Linked DNA regions of Homo sapiens: region 1 is linked to region 2. Evidence: chromatin loops called from intact Hi-C (ENCODE). Cell type or tissue: PC-3. All regions are shown on one strand. Each heading gives the region's core, and the rest is flanking DNA. Links, peaks and the distances in the headings are about the cores only. Region 1 overlaps WDR27 (WD repeat domain 27). Region 2 overlaps WDR27 (WD repeat domain 27).

Region 1 (5,382 bases), core at 312-5,311, 59 kb before region 2:
GGAACTGAAGCCCTCAGTCCTGCAGTCACAAGGAATTAAAATCTGCCAAGTCCTTGGTGAGCTTGCAAGCAGATCTGTCCCCAGGGAAGCCTCAGAAGGTAACCAAGGCCCTGCCAACAGCTTGGTCTCAGCCTAGTGAGACCCTGGGCAGAGGACCCAGCTCCCCCGAACCCTGACTCGTGACCCACAGGAGCTGTGAGATAAAGAGGGTGTGGTTTCAAGCCACAGCAGTTTTGCTAATACTGTCATGTAGCAACGGGTTATAGATCCAAATGGAATAAAAAACCACAAACATCCTAGAAGGAAACACAGAAGAATATCTTCTCAGTCTCTGGGTTAGCAAAGGTTTCTTAGGCCACAGAAAGCATTAAGCAAATCTAATTTTAATTAAAAACTAGATTTCATAAAAATGTAAAATTTCTGTTCATTAAAGGATGCCATGATGACACCAATAAGCAACCCATAGATTAGGGGAAATACTGCAATACCTGTCTAGAGCTGAGAATACATTAAAAAAGAAAAGTTCTATAATTCAATAATTTAGAAAAGAACCCAATTAAAAATGGGCATATAAGTATATGGTAAAGTGCTCAACATCATTCATTACAAAAGAAATGCAAATTAAAACCACAATGAAAATACTACTCCGCAACCACCTCAAGGCTAAAATTAAAAAGACTAAAGAAACCACATGTAACTGAGATGATGGCACTGAGACTCTCATACCTTGCTGGGGAGTGTCAAGATGTACAACCCCATGCAAAACTGAGAGGCAGTTACGTTGCGGTTAAGCACACATCGCCCTCAGCAACTGCACTCGTGTCTCTCGCAAGAGAAACGAGAACATGTGTTCACACAAACAGCTGTACAAGAATTTTTATGGCAGCATTATTTGTAATCACCAAAAACTGGAAACATCAAAAGATCCCCAACTGAGGGCTGGGTAAACTGTGTTTCTCCCACACAGGGGAAAATGCCTCGGTGATATAAAGGAAGGAACCAGAATGCGTGCAACATTGTGGAGGATTTTCAAAATCATTACACAGAGGCCAAGCAGAGAAGAAAACTTGCCAAATGGCATTCATGTGACAACCCGGAACAGACAAAGCCAGTCTGTGATGGACACAAGAGCAGTTTCCACCTTGGAGAGTGGAAATGAGGACTGACTGGGGACGTGGGGAAGACCCTGAGGTGGGGGGTGCGGTGCAGGTGCACCTGTGATGCGGGACTGGGGCCTCTGGCTGTTCATTTGTTCATTGTAACCCCAGACAAAGAAAGGAGCCCTCACCCTACATGATTTAGAACATGTGCTTATTCAGTGCCTCTGCAGATGAACTGCCAATACTTTTATTTCTTTATCTTCAATCTTTCCTTTTCAATTCTTCTTCCAAAATTCTTTTATTTTGATTAAAAACATCAAAGTATAAGCTGGGCATGGTGGCCCACACCTGTGGTCCCAGACACTCAGGAGGCTGGGGTGGGAAGATTGCAGGAGCCCAAGAGTTGAGCTTGGGCAAGAGGGAGATGCTGTCTCTAACATTTTTTTCAATAAAAATAAAAACATCAAAGTATTTTTTAAAAACTTGCATTCCCCTCCACTTAATAAGTTATCAGGACAGAAGATTATCACTAAAATAAGAGACTGTCTTCATTGCCCTTTTCTATACTGTACACTGTTTTAGACTTGAAAAAACATATTGACTTGAATATAAAAATGGGATAATTTTTTATAGCAGCCTAAGTGTCTATAAAGCCCTCTTAACTTTATAGTGTTTCTATGATGGCTAAGAACTATGAGAGCATAAATCAGGTCACTATATTTCCCAACACTATCCACAAATTTCTGGGTTCAAACAAAAAGGTGTGCCCTGCATTTCATCAGAAATTGGTCTAAGTCCAATACTCCCTTTGACATTTCTATTTCCCACAAGCAGCGATGGCTTCTGCACATAAAAACTCCTCACTGAAGTGATCTTGTGTCAGAGTATGTTAATTACTGATTTTGATCATATTTGAATTTAGCCTCTTCTGATTGCTATTCTAACAGATCAGTTGATATTCTGGCCTCAGGAAGCATCAATTGAACAGGGCATGCTCAAGATATTACATTTAATTTTTAATAATTAGTAATATGTAATAATTCATGCTTAGAATATCATTGGCCAGGCTGGAAACAGAGCCAGGTGCACTGCTGGATTGCTGAGTTCGAGAATAAGCACCAGGCTCCCATCCCGGTGGAGTCCTTGCTGCTGGATGTGGGTCTTGCTGGTCAAATGAATGGAGACCCGGAGCACAGGCAGCCGAGGATTGGGCAGTCATCGGGATGGCGGCTCATCTGCAAATAGCCAGTGCACACCTCCAGGCAACAGGATGACGAGTCTCTGCAGTGTGCCCTGAGACCCTGCAGCTAAGTCCTGAGATGGAAAAGCCAAGCTTGCAGGCTCTTCCATGGACCACTGAAATAGAAAGTCTGGGATAAGGGCCCAGAGGTCTTCATTTTTTCGGAAACACTCCAGCAGATTTTTATGCAGTTCCATTCTGGATGCCATGATTTTCCAATTCAATTATTCGTCACTCCACGAAGATAAATGCAGAACTCATCCAGAGTCCATGAGCCATAAATCCACAGCATAGCAGGCTTCTCATTTTGACTACTGTTGGTGAGAGTAAGTTACTTACATTTGAATCCTGGAATAAACCAGCTATTACTGACTCAAATTCAGAATCTTTTGTTTTACACTGTAGATCATAATACATTGCACTTGGAAGTTACAGGCCTGACAGGCTTGGATCGTTTACAGTAAAAATAATAATATCCTACCAGTTCCGTAGTTCAGTTTCCTTCTCTTTCTGCTGAAGAAATTCCGTCGGCAACCACAAATCTTGAAGCCAATCCCTTATGTTCTCATTGTCTTAATTTATCATCTGGACAGCTCATCCCTGCATGGCAGTGAAAGATCAATACTATGTGGAGCACATTTTTTTGGCTCTTATATAAATCACTTGAATGTAAAGTAGGTAGCGTGGCAATGGCAAGCTGCCTACTTCTGTAGTCTGTACGGCAGCCTTTACATTCACGGTTTGGCTGTTGACTTTGCTAGAATCTGCAGAACATTTTCCAAATGGAAGGTAGTGTAGATTCCTTAGGCATGAAATTAACTTTAATGATGTGGGCATTGATGAGACAGTCAGGAAATATCTGGAAATGACACACTCTTCAGAACTATAAATTGTACATGAAAACACACATTTGAAACCACTCAGGGACTAAAAAAGAAAAAAACAAGCATTAATGCCACATTAGTAGAAATATAATATATGTTGCCTCTCACAGAAATAAGAAACTTTTTTGAAATGTTGATTTGGAACTGAGTTCTAGTCAATAAATTTGAGAAGGAAACCTTTCTCCAGTTCCCGAGTGTCCATAGTAAGAAAGACACGGCTTTCTGCTCTTGAATCTGCCCCGAAAGGCTCCGTACAGCTCACCCCGCTTTTCTTCAAGATGATTCCCAGTGCTTGCTGGTGGCAGCAGAACACACTCCTCTCTTCTGCCCTTATACAGCTCTGTGGTGCGTAGGTGGGCACCATGCCAAGAAGATGGAATCTGAAGTCAGATCAATGAGGTGCGAAGCCTTGCGTGTCCACTTACCCACTGTGTGCTTTTGTTCAGGCATTTTAACTTCTTTATGCCTCAGTTTCCTTACCTGCGATAGGAAGGTAATGAGGTATCCGCTTGTTAAGGCTGTGATGATTACATAAAGCACTTAAGGATGGTGACTGTGACACAGTAAGCACCTAATCAGTGCAAGTAAATGTTTAAATTGACCTCTGATATGGTTTGGCTGTGTCCCCACCCAAATCTCCACTTGAATCGTATCTCCCAGAATTCCCACAAGTTGTGGGAGGGACCCAGGGGAAGGTAACTGAATCACGGGAGCCTGTCTTTCCCGTGCTGTTCTCGTGATAGTGACTAAGTCTCACGAGATCTGATGGTTTTAGCAGGGATTTCTGCTTTTGCTTCTCTCTCATTCTCTCTTCCCTGCCACCATGTAAAAAGTGCCTTTTACCCTCCGCCATGTCTGGGAGGCCTCCCCAGCCATATGGAACCGCAAGTCAAATTAAACCTACTTTTCTCCCCAGTCTCAGGTATGTCTTTATCAGCAGCATAAAATGGACCAATACAACCTCAAACCATTTTGTCTTTGGCTACAAATAAGAAGTAAGGTGTGTGCACATGGCCCAGACAAGAAACTCCAAGTGAGAGCCAGGCAAGGCCAGTGTGCAGGGAGGCTGCCCAAGCCTGACGGGAAGGCACCAAGGTGTCGGGCACAGCCAGGTCCAAGGGCCAGGGCCTTGTGGCTCTGAATTTGAAGATGGGCTTGATGCTGGCCCTCTTGTTGATGGGACACTAACTTTGGTCACTTTACCCCATCATCCTCAGCTACATATCCAGTACATACAATCATTATCAGATTGCTTTATTATTAATGTTTTTATATATTACATATTTATAAAACATAAACTATTGTAAAAATGTAAACTACACATTTTATACTACCCCATGCAGATACACACACGCCCCTCACAGAGTGTCACACCATATCAATCCACTCTGTGGAGGCGAGACCTACTTAAGGGACAGAAAGATCGTATAATCCAACACCTAATTTTAGAGATAAGAAAATCAAAGTTCAAAAGGTTTGCTGAGGAACTACATAGACAAATATATAGAATTTTTGTTCTTATTATTTAAATATTTTTAAGAGGTAACTGTTTAAACAAAATTGATAATGATCTAGTGTGGAATTTAGAACAAATGTGGTCTTAGTCCATTCAGGCTGCTGTCACAAAAATGCCATAAACTGGGTGGTTTGTAAACAACAGACAGTTATCTCTCACCGTCCTGGAGGCTGGAGGTCCAGGATGAAGGTGCTGGCAGTGCCTGGTGAGGGGCCTCCTCCTCATAGACAGTGCCTTCTCACTGCCCCTCACATGGTAGAAAGCGCCAACAAAGTGCCCTCAAGCCTCTTTTATGGGGGCATTAATTCCTGTCAGGAGGCTCTTCCCTCATGACCTCATCACCTCCTGATGGTCCCACCTCTGAACACCATCATCTTAAGAGAGAGGCTTTCAACATATGAATTTGGGGGGCAGAAAACAAACATTTAGATCATAACATTGTAAAAGTAAAATGCATGACAATAATAGCACCCAGCCTGGAGAGGAGAAATGGAAGTTTGCTATTGTGAGATGAAGTGGTTTCATATCACTTAACAATAGAATACCACAGCTAAAGATTTATACTTTAAATTAAAGAAACCTCAAATTAACTAAACAAAGAGTTACACCTAAGAAGCCAAAAAAAAAGATGATAAATGGAAA
Region 2 (5,382 bases), core at 298-5,297:
AGCCACATACCTACGACCGACTGATATTCAACAAAGCCGACAAAAACAAGCAATGGGGAAAGGGCTCCCTATTCAATAAATGGTGCTGGGATAACTGGCTAAATGTGCAGAAGGTTGAAACTGGACCCCTTCCTTACACCATACACAAAAATCAACTCAAGATGGATTAGACTTAAATGCAAAACCCAAAACTATAAAAACCGTGGAAGATAACCTAGGCAATACCGTCCTAGACACAAGAACTGGCAAAGATTTCATGACAAAGACACCAAAAGCAATTGCAACAAAAGCAAAAATTGACAAGTGGGATCTAATTAAACTTTAGAGCTTCTGCACAGCAAAATAAAGTATCAACAGAGTAAACAGACAACCTACAGAATGGGAGAAAATATTTGCAAACTATGCATCTAACAAAGGTCTAATATCCAGCATCTATAAGGAACTTACGCTGGATTTTAAGAAAAGTTCTGAAAACCTAATAAAAAAAAAAAAGTCAAAACTGAAAGCTGAGGCGCAAACAGCACACGCGAACTCTGAGGAGGCAAGATTATATAAGCACTAGAAAAAAAAACAGATATAAGGTAAAGAAAGCCTCATTAGAAACAGTTTCTTCAAAAAAATGATAAAAGAAATAACTGCACGTGAAAATATAAGAAGACTGAACTTAAATATCCCTAATAACATGCCCTTCAAATACATAAAGCAAAACTCAATAGAATTACAAGAAGAAACTAGCTGGGTGCAGTGGCTCACACCTGTAATCCCAAGTGTTGGGAGGCCAAGGCGGGCGGATCACGAGGTCAAGAGATCGAGACCAGCCTGGCCAACATGGTGAAACCCTGTCTCTACTAAAAATACAAAAATTAGCTGGGTGTGGTGGCGGGCACCTGTAGTCCCAGCTACTCAGGAGGCTGAGGCAGGAGAATCGCTTGAACCCAGGAGGTGGAGGTTGCAGTGAGCCAAGACTGCGCCACTGCCCTCCAGCCTGGCGATAGAGCAAGACTCCGTCTCCAAAAAAATAAGAAGAAGAAGAAGAAGAAACTGACAAGATTACAATCATAATGGTAGATTTTTAACACATCTCTCAGTAATTAAAAAAATCAAGCAACAAGAAATTAGGAAGACCTGAACAATTTAAACACAATTAACAAGGGTGAGTCAATGAATATCTGGGCAAACATGTACCAAATAGTCAGCAAAACCACATTTTTCTCACACACCTATGTAATATTAAAAACAAACCATAGTGTCCAGTTTTCAATAGATAAAAAATCTCAAAGATACCAAGAAAATCAATACTATATATGGAGAGTGCATGCTCTGAACACAATGCCATAAAATTAGAAACCAACAACAAAAAAGATGACCAAAAATTAACTCATGTGGAAATCTAAAAGCATACATCTGAAGCTTGGGTTGAAAAACATCATAATAAACATGAGAAAATATTTAGTGCTGGAAGATAATAAAAATAGTGCATGCCCAAACTGGTAAAGTGCAATTTCAGCATGAAAAATCAAGCAACAGGGAGATATGGGGTTTGACACCATGTGTAAGAGGCTAACGCTAGGCTCAACAATGCACAATGTTGCTGAAGCAGCATCCTTGTGGGGGATCAATACCTAGGGTTCGTTGCCTAGCACCAAGATTAAAGACACAGTCACAAATGAGCAGCAAGTTTAGGAGCGAAGATTTCATAGGCAAAATAAAAAGAAAGGAGAGCAGCCCTCTCTCTCTTTCAAGAGAGAGGGGTGTCCCAAAGGGAAAAGCCGGCATGTGGTGGACTGTGCCAGATTTTATAGGCAAGCTTGAGGAGGCGGTGCCTGATGTATGTAGAGCCCACAGATTGGTTCAATCAAGTGTGACTTTTACATGGTAGGCAGGGAAGGCTGGTTGCCCCACCCTAATCTTTTTTTTGAGACCGAGTTTCACTCTTGTTGTTCAGGGTGGAGTGCAATGGCACGATCTCAGCTCACTGCAACCTTCTCCTCCCTGGTTCAAGTGACTCTCCTGCCTCAGCCTCCCAAGTGGTTAGGATTACAAGGTCATGCCACCACACCCGGCTAATTTTTGTATTTTTAGTAAAGACCGGGTTTCACCATGTTGGCCAGTCTGGTTTTGAACTCCTGACCTCAGGTGATCCACCCACCTCTGCCTCCCAAAGTGCTGGGATTACAGGCCTGAGCCACTGTGCCCAGCCGCCCAACCCTAATCTTATTATGCAAATGGACTTTCTACTTGGCCAGCGCCATCTTGCCTGCTCCTTACTGTACACATGGCTGGCAGAAAAGAAAAGATGGAGCCACCATTTTGAACATGCCTATTCCCAGGTAGCCTTTCCTATTGGCACAACTGCCAGTATTCGCGTTTACAAGCTTCCAACTTGTTTGTCTAACTCTGCAGCTCGATTTTACAGCCTGCTCTTCGTTAGAAAAGAAAATGATTTGGGGGCTGTTCTTCATTAAAAGGAAAACCTTAGGGAGGATTCCCATACCTTCATTATCTGCCTAAGTAATTTCTTCTTAACTCCTGTATCATTGCTTCTGAATGGGTACTAGGGAAAGACCCATACCAAATTCAGCAGTGGTTATCAGAGAAGAAGAAAAGGGAGGGATGTGGGTAGGGTTTTCTCTGCATCAATAATCATTTCATTTCCTTTTTAAAAATACAGCAAGATCTAAAACTAATAAAGCAAAATAACATAAGTGACTATTCCTGAAATCTAGAATCATATGTAATAAAATTATTTCATTAAAAAAGCTGTTTAAACTTTTACACATTGTTTTTAATTAAAATTAGCTGTCTAGTATTATGTATTTATATCACAAAATAGTACATATTTTATTCAGAGGCAGGCAAAGAGTAGTATCCTATCAAGTTTTAAAAATATATAAAGTATCTACACCTGCTAGGACTTTAAGGATATCAATAAATCATAAAACACGTATGCATTTTCATTTTTTAAATGAGCCATTTAATAATATAACACATAAAATAGGAAAATATGACCATCACTTTTTGATGCATCTGGCACTCTTGTTAATACAATACTAAAATGAATTTAAAATTCCATTTGTCCAACAGAATTAAGATAACTATAGGAGTAATTCTCAGAAGAGATCATGTTAATGGTGGTGCACTTGGATGACTGCAAAAAAAAAAAAAAAAAAAAAACATTATTGATGCATGACTAATGTGGCTGAGGTGGTTACTAAGCTTAGAAGAAATTAGAAATGCCCTGTTTTATATGTTACTGGAAATACAGCATTTGGGCCAATGATAATTTCTGCTTCTCCTGTATTTGGACTTGTAGGATGACAGTTTGTGAGTAGCAGCCCCCACATGGCTATGGTTAGTTTGATGTACATTGTGCAACTGAACAAAAATGTAAGATAAGTTTTTTTAAAAAAGCTATTAAAAAATAGTGTAAACCTCTGTAACCTTACACTCTTTCCCTTTCATTCCATCAAATACCATTCAGATGTTTATTTTCAGGAAGTAAAACCCGTAATTTTCCCATAAAAAACCTCAGAACTATTTTTCTTAATATAACACCTCTCATCCAAGAGTACACCACAATGATTCACAAAATATTACAATCCCTACTGAAAGACCACATAGATTTGACAGGATTCAGGCTACTGTATAGTCATTGCTCAAGCTGTTGAAAAATGTAGACATTTTAAGCAGTTTCCTAAAGCAAAGACACTAAACCTCTTAACAAAAAGCTAAGATTTTAAAAGAGAGGAACTCTCCTTGAATTGGGAAATTAGACGGTCACCATGTCATTCCAGGAACAAAGCGAGGCACATCTACACAACAATGGCTCTTCACAAGGCCAACTTGTAAAAACAGTCTTCACCACAGCACTTGGAATGAAATATCCTATGCGCCTCTTGTCGACAGAAAGAGTAAAACTCTGTAAAATATTGGAAGAAATTTATTCTGGGCCAAATATGAGTGACCACGGCCCGTGACACAGCCCTCAGGAGGTCCTCAGAACATGTGCCCAAAGTGGTCAGGTGCAGCTTGGTTTTATACATTTTAGGGACGCATGAGACATCAATCAAAGACATTTCAGAAATACACTGGTTTCCCACCTGGGAAAGGCAGGAAAACTCAAAGTGGGGGCTTCCAGGCTCTAGGTAAAAGTAAACATTTTCTGGTTGACAATTGGTTGAGTTTCTCTGAAGACCTGGGATCAATAGAAAGGAAATGTTCAGTTTAAGATAAAAGACTGTGGAGACCAAGGTTCTTTTGAAGCCTCATTAGTGGCTGCCCTTGGAGACAACAGGTGACAAATGTTTCCTGTTCAGATCTTTAAAAGGTGCTAGACTCTTAATCTGTTTAGGATTGGGAGGGCCTGGAAGAAAGAGATCTAGCCATGTTAATAGAGATTCTTCACAGATGCATGACTAATGTGACTGAACTGGTTTTCCCACACAAAGGACAGCTTTGCAGGGCCATTTCGACATATGGCAAAGACACATGTTTTGGAGTGAAATATTTTTATTTTCTTCCTTGTCTTGTAATGTTATGCCAGAGCCAGGTTGGAAAATAAGTCATGATACATAAGGTTAAATAAAACCCATCTGACGAGAATTGATGGTTTTTAAAGCATGACTCCTCAGACCCCTTAATCAGAGCCTAGTCCTCACCCCTTTAGGACACACCTTACCTGCAGGGATGCTGTCTCAGGGAGCCAGCTTGTCCAGATGTCCATCAGGAATGTGACAAGAAAATGAATCTTGGGACCCCCAAATCACTAAGCCAAGGGTAAAGTCAAGCTGGGAACTGCCTCAGGCAAAACCTGCCTCCCATTCTATTCCTAAGTAAGATAGCTACAAAGATAAGAAGCTACAGACCTCCCTCACAATTTGCCCACAAGGAAATTCCTTGTGGACAAAGGACAGTCAGAACTCAAAGACATCCCTCCGAGGCTTCCCTGAAACAAATGCGTATCTCATTGCTTCCTCTCCCCTATTGTTTATGTAAAAATGATGATTCACTGAGCTAGACTAAATTGTGTATTCAGTGGAAAGCTGATCAAGGACTCAAAAGAATGTAACCTTTTGCCTCTTATCTACTCATGACCTGGAAGCCCTCGCCTCAAATCCCACTTTACCTGACTGAACCAAAGTACATGGTACACATATTGATTGATATCTCATGTCTCCCTAAAATGTATAAAACCAAGCGGTGCCCCGACCACCATCGTCAGGAACTCCTGATGCTATGTCATGGGTGCATCCTTAACCTTGGTGAAATAAACTTTCTAAACTGACCGAGACCTGTCTTAGATATTTTGATTTAACAAGGGGCTCGAGGTCCACCCCTCCACCGGCTTCACCACACAGTCCACCTCCTGTACTCTGCTCCTCC

The links. A loop is a pair of places that touch in the nucleus more often than their neighbours do. Peaks named below come from ENCODE experiments on the same cell type or tissue, not always from the same donor. Only the 100,000 strongest peaks of a DNase experiment are listed, where the experiment ranks them.
Region 1: a loop joins it to region 2, with 8 times the contacts of the local background. A loop is called at or near these places in 1 of 110 quality-filtered maps.

Annotation. Positions count from the first base shown.
Region 1 is chr6:169,556,224-169,561,605 of GRCh38, forward strand. The region is part of intron 25 of WDR27 (WD repeat domain 27); the gene reads right to left. Among named protein-coding and RNA genes, the nearest start is that of WDR27, 140 kb to the right of the region's middle. RefSeq lists silencers at 59-219, 715-874. In PC-3, for the core only: no CTCF peak of the experiment used is centred there; a DNase peak (open chromatin) is centred at 3,068; H3K4me3 peaks cover 925 bases; H3K27ac peaks cover 1,641 bases.
Region 2 is chr6:169,615,476-169,620,857 of GRCh38, forward strand. All of the region lies in intron 21 of WDR27 (WD repeat domain 27), which reads right to left. Among named protein-coding and RNA genes, the nearest start is that of WDR27, 84 kb to the right of the region's middle. RefSeq lists enhancers at 1,541-2,079, 3,459-4,103, 4,104-4,748. In PC-3, for the core only: no CTCF peak of the experiment used is centred there; no DNase peak of the experiment used is centred there; H3K4me3 peaks cover 351 bases; H3K27ac peaks cover 2,162 bases.